2 separate regions of the Homo sapiens genome follow, and region 1 is linked to region 2. The links are chromatin contacts, found by Hi-C or POLR2A ChIA-PET in ENCODE. All regions are on one chromosome and are shown on one strand. Each heading gives the region's core, a stretch centred on a gene start or an enhancer-like site at or near the end of the contact. The rest is flanking DNA. Distances are from core to core; before and after follow the strand shown. Region 1 has its middle 120 kb from the start of SCAF11. Region 2 has its middle 58 kb from the start of LINC00938.

Region 1 (4,000 bases), core at 1,017-3,516, 440 kb after region 2:
GCCTCAAAACCAGGGGAGCCAACAGTGTAGCCTTCTCTCTGAGGCTAAAGGCCCGAGAACCAGGGGGAGGGGCTTCTGATGGGTGTCTCAGAGTCCAAAGGCCAAACAACTTGGAGGCTGATGTCCAAGGGCAGGAGAGGAAGCCAAGTGTCCAGCATGGCATGGGAAGAGAGAGAGTGGGAAGGTTCTCTCTCTTTCTTCCAGCTGAGCTGGCAGCCAATTGGATGGTGCCCACCCACGTTGAGGGTGGGTTTTCCTCTCCCAGTCCACTGACTCAAATGTCATTCTCCATTGGTAACACCCTCTCAGACACACCAGGAACAATGCTTCTTCAGCCATCTAGGCATCTCTCAATCCAGTAGAGTAGACACCTAATATTAACCATCACAGTTGACTTAATTTCTAATGTTATCATAATCACTACTCAACCCCTAGAAAAATATAAGAACTCCCTTTAGTCCACTGTGATTTTTATTTATTTTCATTCTATTTCCATATGCCCTAAGTTAGTCATCATTATTAATACTATTTTATATAGTCTATCATTATTTTGATTTGTTAGATGTTTAACAATTTATTTGTTCATAATTGCTTCTTGCCTTCCACTCCATCCTTTTGGATTCAACTTTCCACTTTCTAAAATATATCATTTAGTAATTGTTTTGCAAGGGTCTACAAACAGTAAACTCTTTAGTCATAGTTGTCTGAAAATTTCTTAATTTCTCAGTCAATTGTGGGTACTTTAGATATATAGAGAATTCAAGGTATACAGATTTTTTTTTCCTTTTTTCCTTTGGCACTTTTAAGATACTTTTTTGTTGTCTTCTTGCATTGCATTAGGGTGACCAACTTGTCTCAGTTTATGAAGACTTTCCTGATTTCAGCACTAAAAAGTCCGGAGACCTTGAAATCTTCTCAGTCTCAGGAAAACTAGAATTGTTGACCATCCCACCTTAAATGTTGCTGTTGATAAATCTGATAATTGTCTAATTTTTGTTTCTTGTAAATAATATGTATTTCTTTGTTGTTTTTACTTTTAATATTTTCTCTTTCATTTTAGCATTGCATTAAGTTGGTTGCCAGCATGCCGGGAACTGGGCAGAGGGAGGGGGCTAAAAGTGAGGGCATCTCCCTTTGCAGTATGTAAACTTTCTTTTAATTCTTCTGTTTTCAGCATGTGTCCTCAGTAGCGCCTGGCATCCACAAGTCCAGACTTGTCTGGTTTAACTTGCACTCTTCTGCCTGGTGAATTAGAAGTAGCCACTTGGCTACTTGGGTGTTAGAAGAGTATTTGGGGGATTTAATCTTACTTTTTAAAGATTTCCAACCAATTCTTCTTTGGTCTGCTGCTCTCCCTGTCTTTAGAGGTCCTGGTGCTCTTAATTACTTGACTTCCTGGGGTTCAGTAACTTGAATTACCTTGATTATTTTTCATTTCCTTTATTTTCCACCACTCTCTCTCTCACATCAACACCATAGGTTTGGATTTCTACTTTCTCCAGCTCAATAAATCAACTATCATTTATTGATCCTAGTTCTAGCTTCCAAAATTTTGTTGGCATTTATTGTCTTCTCTTCCATTGTCATGACCTTACATATTTAAGCCTTTAAAAAATTTTTCTTTACTTTCATTTTGGTCGGGTTTCAGAAGTAGAATAAGCGCTTGTGTTAAATCTGTCATGTTTTACCAAAATCTCAAGGACTATATATTTTTTTCTTTCTATAAGTTCCATTTAGATTTTGTAAAATCTCCACTTTTTTCTCTTAGGGTCTTATTTTCTTGGTATTTTCATAGGATATGTTTTGAATACTTTTAAATGTACTGATTTTATCATCTTTTTCTGGTTGCTCTTTCATCTCAAGTCATTGGGGGTGTAGCTGACCTTCTTTTTGTCTGTCTTTTGACATTCACTAATGATGGGTTGTGTGGGGCTTGGCTGCTTTTTGGTAATCCCATGTTATATATGTTATAGGAGTGTCCTTCGATAGTAGCTTTGTGTCCTGCACACATGGGAAGGACCTGCATGGACTAATTTCTAATGTTAATTTTTTGGCATGGGAATTCCTAGACTACGAGGGTTATATGATTCCAGTCCTTAGCTTGTGCGAGGTATAGAACCAGGGTTTTGATTTCTTAGTGACATATATGTTTTTTCACTGAGCGAAAGTCTTTCTGGCCTTCTCCCTGCTTCACTGAGGGGTGTCCCTTTGAGATTCTTGGTTTTACAGAGAGATTTTCAGTTTCAACTTTACCTCACATAGGCCTGAAGGAATTACCATCTACCTCTCCTTAGGAAGTGAAACTCAAGAGGATTATGGAGACTAATAAACATGCCTTGGACTATCACAGCATCTGCTCACATAATTACCACCCTAGTTTTCAGTTCCTGCTTTATTTCTGCACCTGGAGTTTACCCCCTTACTCCCACCAAGCTCAGACACACACTTTCATGGTTTTGCATTTTAAATGTCTGTGGAAGGAGGTCTCTATGTTTTCATGGCCTACTATCTTTCCACAATCCTGTTTCTTTGTTTTCTTCCAAAATACTGGTAGGTGGATGTAAAAAAATGCAAAGGCAGACAAAGAGCATGAGCAGCCACTCTAAATTGTCATAACTGAAACAAAAGAAGATGCCAGTTAGGTCCAAGATGGCAGCTTGGAAACATTGTTAGCATGCCTCTCTCACTTGGAAAGACAAAATAGTATGTAGACATTCATGCTGTGAACTTTTTTCCAGGAAGCAACACAGAAACTTAACAGGAAAACTGAAAGAAACCCCAGAACCTTTGAAAGAAGTGATGGGCTGCAACCTGCACTGTGAACCAGGCAGAAAATTGTTTAAGTCCCTAGAGTGGGAGAAGGGGATAAACTGCCTCTGGGATATATACTCCCACAGGGGAGCCAGGCAATCCAGGCCATGGGGGAAAGGCCTTAACCCTACTCAATGCTGCAGCTGACTTAGTGAGTGGTAGGGAGAAGATGAGGAGCGGCATCAGGACATGCTTTGCGTGCACTCTTAGACTCCAGTAGGGATGGAGGGAAGCCATTCCTGATCCTACTTCTCAGGGGACCTTGTGGAAGTCCGCCAGCTAACTCAGGCAGTGGTTATAGGTTGAGAGAAGCTCCCAACTGAGATTTGTAATATAATCTCAAGCAGGGATAAACTACCGTGGCCAGAACTGAGGGGTGAATGGGAAGTGGGCTGTAGCCAGGGGCACAGGAGGTGGGTGCTCCTGTTTCACGAGCAGACTGGGAACTGCATGGCTTGAAAGCCACGGTTTCTGTCTCCATGGGGAAGGCTTATGGCCTGGGGCAGATTTGAGTTCTGAGCACAGACTGCCCGGAACCTAGCTAGCTGCTGCTAGTGGAACACTGTGGTGTGAGACTTGCCTTGCCAAGTGCATGCCTGTTACTCCCCACTCCCTGGGTGGACATTTCTGTGCAGCAGAGGCAGCTGTGCTCCTCCCTGGAACATTACTCCAGTGGCTAGGGAACTGCCCTCCTATCCCCACTGGGACTGCTGCTTGCCCCACATGACTGGAGCCAGTGTGGACTTGCCTGACCTAGCTCCTATCTGACTTTGCCCCTCCACCGCTCCTGGTAGCATAACACAAGCGACAGAAGTTTTGGGAGCTTTATGCCCTGCCCATTGCCTGAGACACCAGAATGCTTCCCCTGGGTGATATAAGGCAAGCACATATTCCACTCCTGCCACCAGAGCTGGTGCTCTTTGGCAAGTGCCACCTCTTGGCTGGAGGCCAACTGACACAGTCCATTACAGCATCTGCAGGCACAACAACATTGCACCTAAGAAGGAGGAAACTTGTGTACGATCATAGCTTATCACTATTGCCTGCATGAACCTTGCTAGCCAGGAGGTCCTGAGTCTGTCCATGTGACCAATTCATTACTACTACAACCATTATTTGAGGAAGCCAATGAACTAAGGCTATTTATAACCAAAGAATTTCAGAGTCTGCATCACTCCCCTGCCACCCC
Region 2 (4,309 bases), core at 305-2,804:
CTCAAAATTCACCTTAGTGAGGTCTTCCCGACCAAAATTTCAAAACCCTCCTTTAAATCTCCTTTTCTGATTTTTAAAATCTTTAGCATTTCTCACTATGCACATTTTTCTGCATTATCTTGTTTATTGAATGTCTCTGTCATCAGAATGAAAGCTCCATGGGGGCAGTAAATAGTTATGCAATGAATGAATGAATGTGCTTGCATATATTTTTACCTACTAAGACTCTATATCGTCAGAGAACCTAATATACCATATGGCACTCAGTAGACCAGCTGAGTAAGAGGAAGATCTAGAATCCTAAGGCCATTCCAAAGAATGGCACATTTGAAAGGGTGCCTCAGCGTGAAACACTCAACTGGCTACATAATGAAGGCATTGAGTGTTAGAAGGAGAGGAAAAAATCCCTAACATGGACATAATAACTTATGTCCTTTTCTAGACTACAGTGCCTAAGGACATCTCTGGGTCCTAGGCACATTGTTTATATTTAGTAAAAATTTATAAAGATTACTGATACATAGTATTTGGCAAAGAAAGATAAAAACTGACATATAAACTATTTGCTTATGAAGGATAAATTTAAGGTTAGATAAAAAAAAAAAACCTCATGTTGCTATATTGTATGACGGGTATGGTTTGCAAAAAGCATAATCCAGGGCCATTTTCCGCATTATATTAAATGGTGTTTCTATACTGAAATCAACTCCAAACTTATACCATAAAATATTGTGAAAATGTCATAGGTAGTTAGTGCAAGGTAGTTTTTAAATAGGGAGTCATTACTTTCGAATATCCATGGAACTTAACATTTTCTTACTTAATTTTTATCAAAAGATTTCAGGGAGTTTGGAACGTCTCACAAAATAGCTACTGAACAGGAATATGGAGAGAAGCAAAGTTTGTTAACTGGAATAAAATAAACCTACTTGGAACTTGGAACTCAAAATTCAAGCTCACTTACAAGGTGTCTGCCATGCCCTGCTCACAGAGTATACATTCCTGGTCAAGAATGTTAAGTCCTAAATAATCCTATCTTGGATGACACAGGAACTGATGAAAAAAGATAACCCAATGGCTTTATCACACCAAATATTCTATCACACAGATCAGAAAGAAGTTTTGACTCTAATCCCACTTAGTGGCTGTGTGAACTCAAGTAAGTAACTTAACCCCACTGATCTTCCATTGCCTTGTTTCAAAATGAGAATAGCATATTAGCACTGCCTTACCCAGTTGTTGTGAGGAGCTAATAAAATACTGTGTGTTAAAACGTGTGGTAAACCCTGAAGTGCTATACAAATGTGATGTATTATTTTTGTTCTTTAAAGGTCTTTTGACACCTAATCTTTGCCTCCATAAATGACCTCTTTGTTTTCAAGCTTGCTTTTGTCTGATCTTACACTGGCTCAAATTTTAATCTCTTACCTAGTGAAGTTATTTCTTTAGACCTTGCCTCTGCCCAGCTCTTTCTTGGACTACTAGAACCTAATTACTTCTGTGGCTTCTGTTTGACTCAGCATTCAATAGTATGGTTACTCTGAGCCTGCCATGTAAGAACTGTGAATGTAAACTAAGGGCTTATCCCCCTGTCTACTGTAATCCATCTAAGTAATATGCAATATTTGAGTGTAGATGACAAGATGGCATGAAATTTCACTTCTCTTTCAGAGAACGAAACCAATTCCTTATCTTTAAGAAGGTTTACTTGAAAGGACTTTCAGTTTCTCTTCATAAAATAATGTAGAAACCATTATTCTTTCTGTTTGCCTCTCACCTCAGCACTGGGCTGAATGTATTTATAAACTAAAACTAGAAAGAATTCTTGGTTTGCAAAAGATTTTAACAGAAAACCAGAGCTGATGGCTAATACTAGCAGGAGCAGGGTCTGTGTACTGGTTTCCACTTCATTAAATAATAGCAGCATCCAGCAGATACAGCACCTACTAAGTGCCTGAGTTTTTACATGTATTAATTCATTTACTCTTCACAACTATTATTAGCTCCATCTTGCTGTTGAGGAAAATAATTGACATAAGGTCAAACAGCTAGTAAGTGGAAGAGCTGGGATTCAAACTCAGGCCATTTGATTCTAGAATAAGGTCATATTCTTAACTCTATGTTATATTGCTAATAATAATGATTATTATGATACTGATAACAAAAAAAATGTATTATTTCTTGTTGCATAACAAATTGCCCCGAAATTTAGTGGCTTAAAAGAACAAAATCACAGTTTCTGTGAGTCAGGAATTTGGACACAATTTAGCTAGGTACTCTGCTTCAGAGTCTTTCACAAGCTGCAATCAATGTGTCCTGTGGGGCTGTAGTCATTCCAAGGCTCGACTGGGAAAGGATCCACTTCCATGCTCACTCACATGGTTATTGTTAGAATTCAGTTCCTTGCAGCCTGTTGGACAGAAACCATCCCTAATTCTGTGCCAGGTGGGCCTCTCAAACATGGTAGTTTGCAAAGTGTGAAAGCTGGGAAAGATATAGAGTCCAGCAAAATACAAGCCACTGTCTACTGTTAATAGACATTAGTATTTCCACCACTTTTGTCATACTCTTTTTATTAAGAGCAAGTAACTAAGCCCACACTCAACTGGAGGGGATTACACAAGGATATGAATACCAGGAAGTTGGGATCATTGGCAGTCACATCAGAAGCTGCCCACCTTCATAATAATTAACATTCTATAAATATAATAAGAAAATAACATTTATTGAGAGCTTACTATGTGCCTGGCAATAGTCCAAGCATTTCACGTATATTAATTCACATAATCCTCACAACAAACCTGATACATGAATTAGTAAGGGGAAGTGCCATGATTACACTTAGAGGTGGAGAAATTAATACCACTTTTCTGTATTCCAACAGATAAAGCCTTTCTTAGAATGCTTCAAAATGATTGCCACAAACTGAATCTACCCCAACCACATCCTCTTTCATAACCACTTGTCTTATTCACAGAACAGGCTTTTTCTAGCTGGTGGCAAATAGTAATTTCCCAAAGTAACCCCCTTCTGGCTCTACTAGTCCTGGGGGTAGGGAAGAAGAAGTAGTCTTTAAAAAAAAAAAATCACTATTTTTCATAAATTTTTTTTTTTTTTTTTTTTGGTCACCGAGGCTGGAGTGCAGTAGTGCAATTGCAGCTCACTGCAGCCACGACCTCCCAGGCTCAAGCAATCCTCCCAGCTCAACTTCCCAAGTAGCTGGGACCACAGGCATGTGCCACCATGCCCAGATGATTTTTTATTTTTTTGTAGAGACAGGGTGTCACTATGTTACCCAGGCTGGTCACAAACACCTGGGCTCAAGCAATCAATCCTCCTGCCTCAGCCTCCCAAAGTGACGTGAGTACAGGTGTGAGCCACTGCACTCGGCCAAACATTATACTTTTTATAAATGAATATATCATTACTGTAATTCCAATTTTAAATAGAAACTGCTAATAAGAATCATCTTTTCTGTTTGAAAGGCTACCAAGGATACAAAATATCCAAATCAATTCCAGTTTTGATTTAATTCTAGTTTTTTTACATCGTGCTTCTCTTCAAAAAGTTGTTGAGATGGCTGGCTCCCAGTTGGTCAACTATAAAGAAGGATAAGAGAGAATAAGCACATCCCCCTGAAAGATTCTAGGCTCTATGGAATTGGATGGAGGTGGGTACTGGCGCATTGATCAGACTGTCTCTCCAGTCTTACCCTCCAAATTAGAGGCCCAGAGAAAACATGGAATCACTTAGCACAGGAGAGGCTGGAAGTCCTCTTCCCTATTTTTAATAGGGACTAAAGGAGTTGCTTATTATGAGAGCTGTGTGGAAGACATCCCAGATTCCTAGGCTGCTGGGTGTGTGTCTATTTTCAACCCTCTTACATTTGCAATGACACATCCTTTAAATATCTAGAAGCCAGTTCCTGGTCAAGTTAAAAATATAAACAAATGAATATCGATTCAAAGTTCTAAATAAAATACGAACAAATGAAATTCAATAATTTATTATTAAAAGAATAATTTACCAAAAGGGTTAATTCAATCATACAGAAAGGATTATTTAATAACACATTAATAAGATTCATCACACTAAGAGGTCAAAAAAGTAATATCATCTTAATAGAAGGCAAAAAGCACTTGCTAGAATTTGGCAACTATTCATAATTAAAGAAATAAATGTCTCAGTAAACTGAAGATAGAAGAAGTCCACTTTGTCATGACAAGTAATATTTATATGGACTAACATATTTAACAATGAAACACTAGAAGAATTCCCAATGGTCAGAATTAAGACAAGGATGTTACTG

What was found. A loop is a pair of places that touch in the nucleus more often than their neighbours do. ChIA-PET counts read pairs that join two places held with the same protein, here RNA polymerase II (POLR2A). Pooled maps may share reads with other maps.
Region 1: a map with no recorded cell type shows a loop between it and region 2 (10-fold over the local background). The contact joins two enhancer-like sites. A Hi-C loop is called at or near these places in 1 of 37 single-sample maps with no recorded cell type and 3 of 50 pooled maps. POLR2A ChIA-PET finds 5 or more read pairs at or near these places in 1 of 52 experiments (activated T-cell).

The regions. Positions count from the first base shown.
Region 1 is chr12:46,106,590-46,110,589 of GRCh38, forward strand. No RefSeq gene overlaps it. Among named protein-coding and RNA genes, the nearest start is that of SCAF11, 120 kb to the left of the region's middle. Within about 2 kb of position 2,267, at least 2 of the 41 ENCODE cell types and tissues checked have a DNase peak (open chromatin) inside an H3K27ac peak, as active enhancers do.
Region 2 is chr12:45,667,622-45,671,930 of GRCh38, forward strand. No RefSeq gene overlaps it. Among named protein-coding and RNA genes, the nearest start is that of LINC00938, 58 kb to the right of the region's middle. Within about 2 kb of position 1,555, at least 4 of the 41 ENCODE cell types and tissues checked have a DNase peak (open chromatin) inside an H3K27ac peak, as active enhancers do.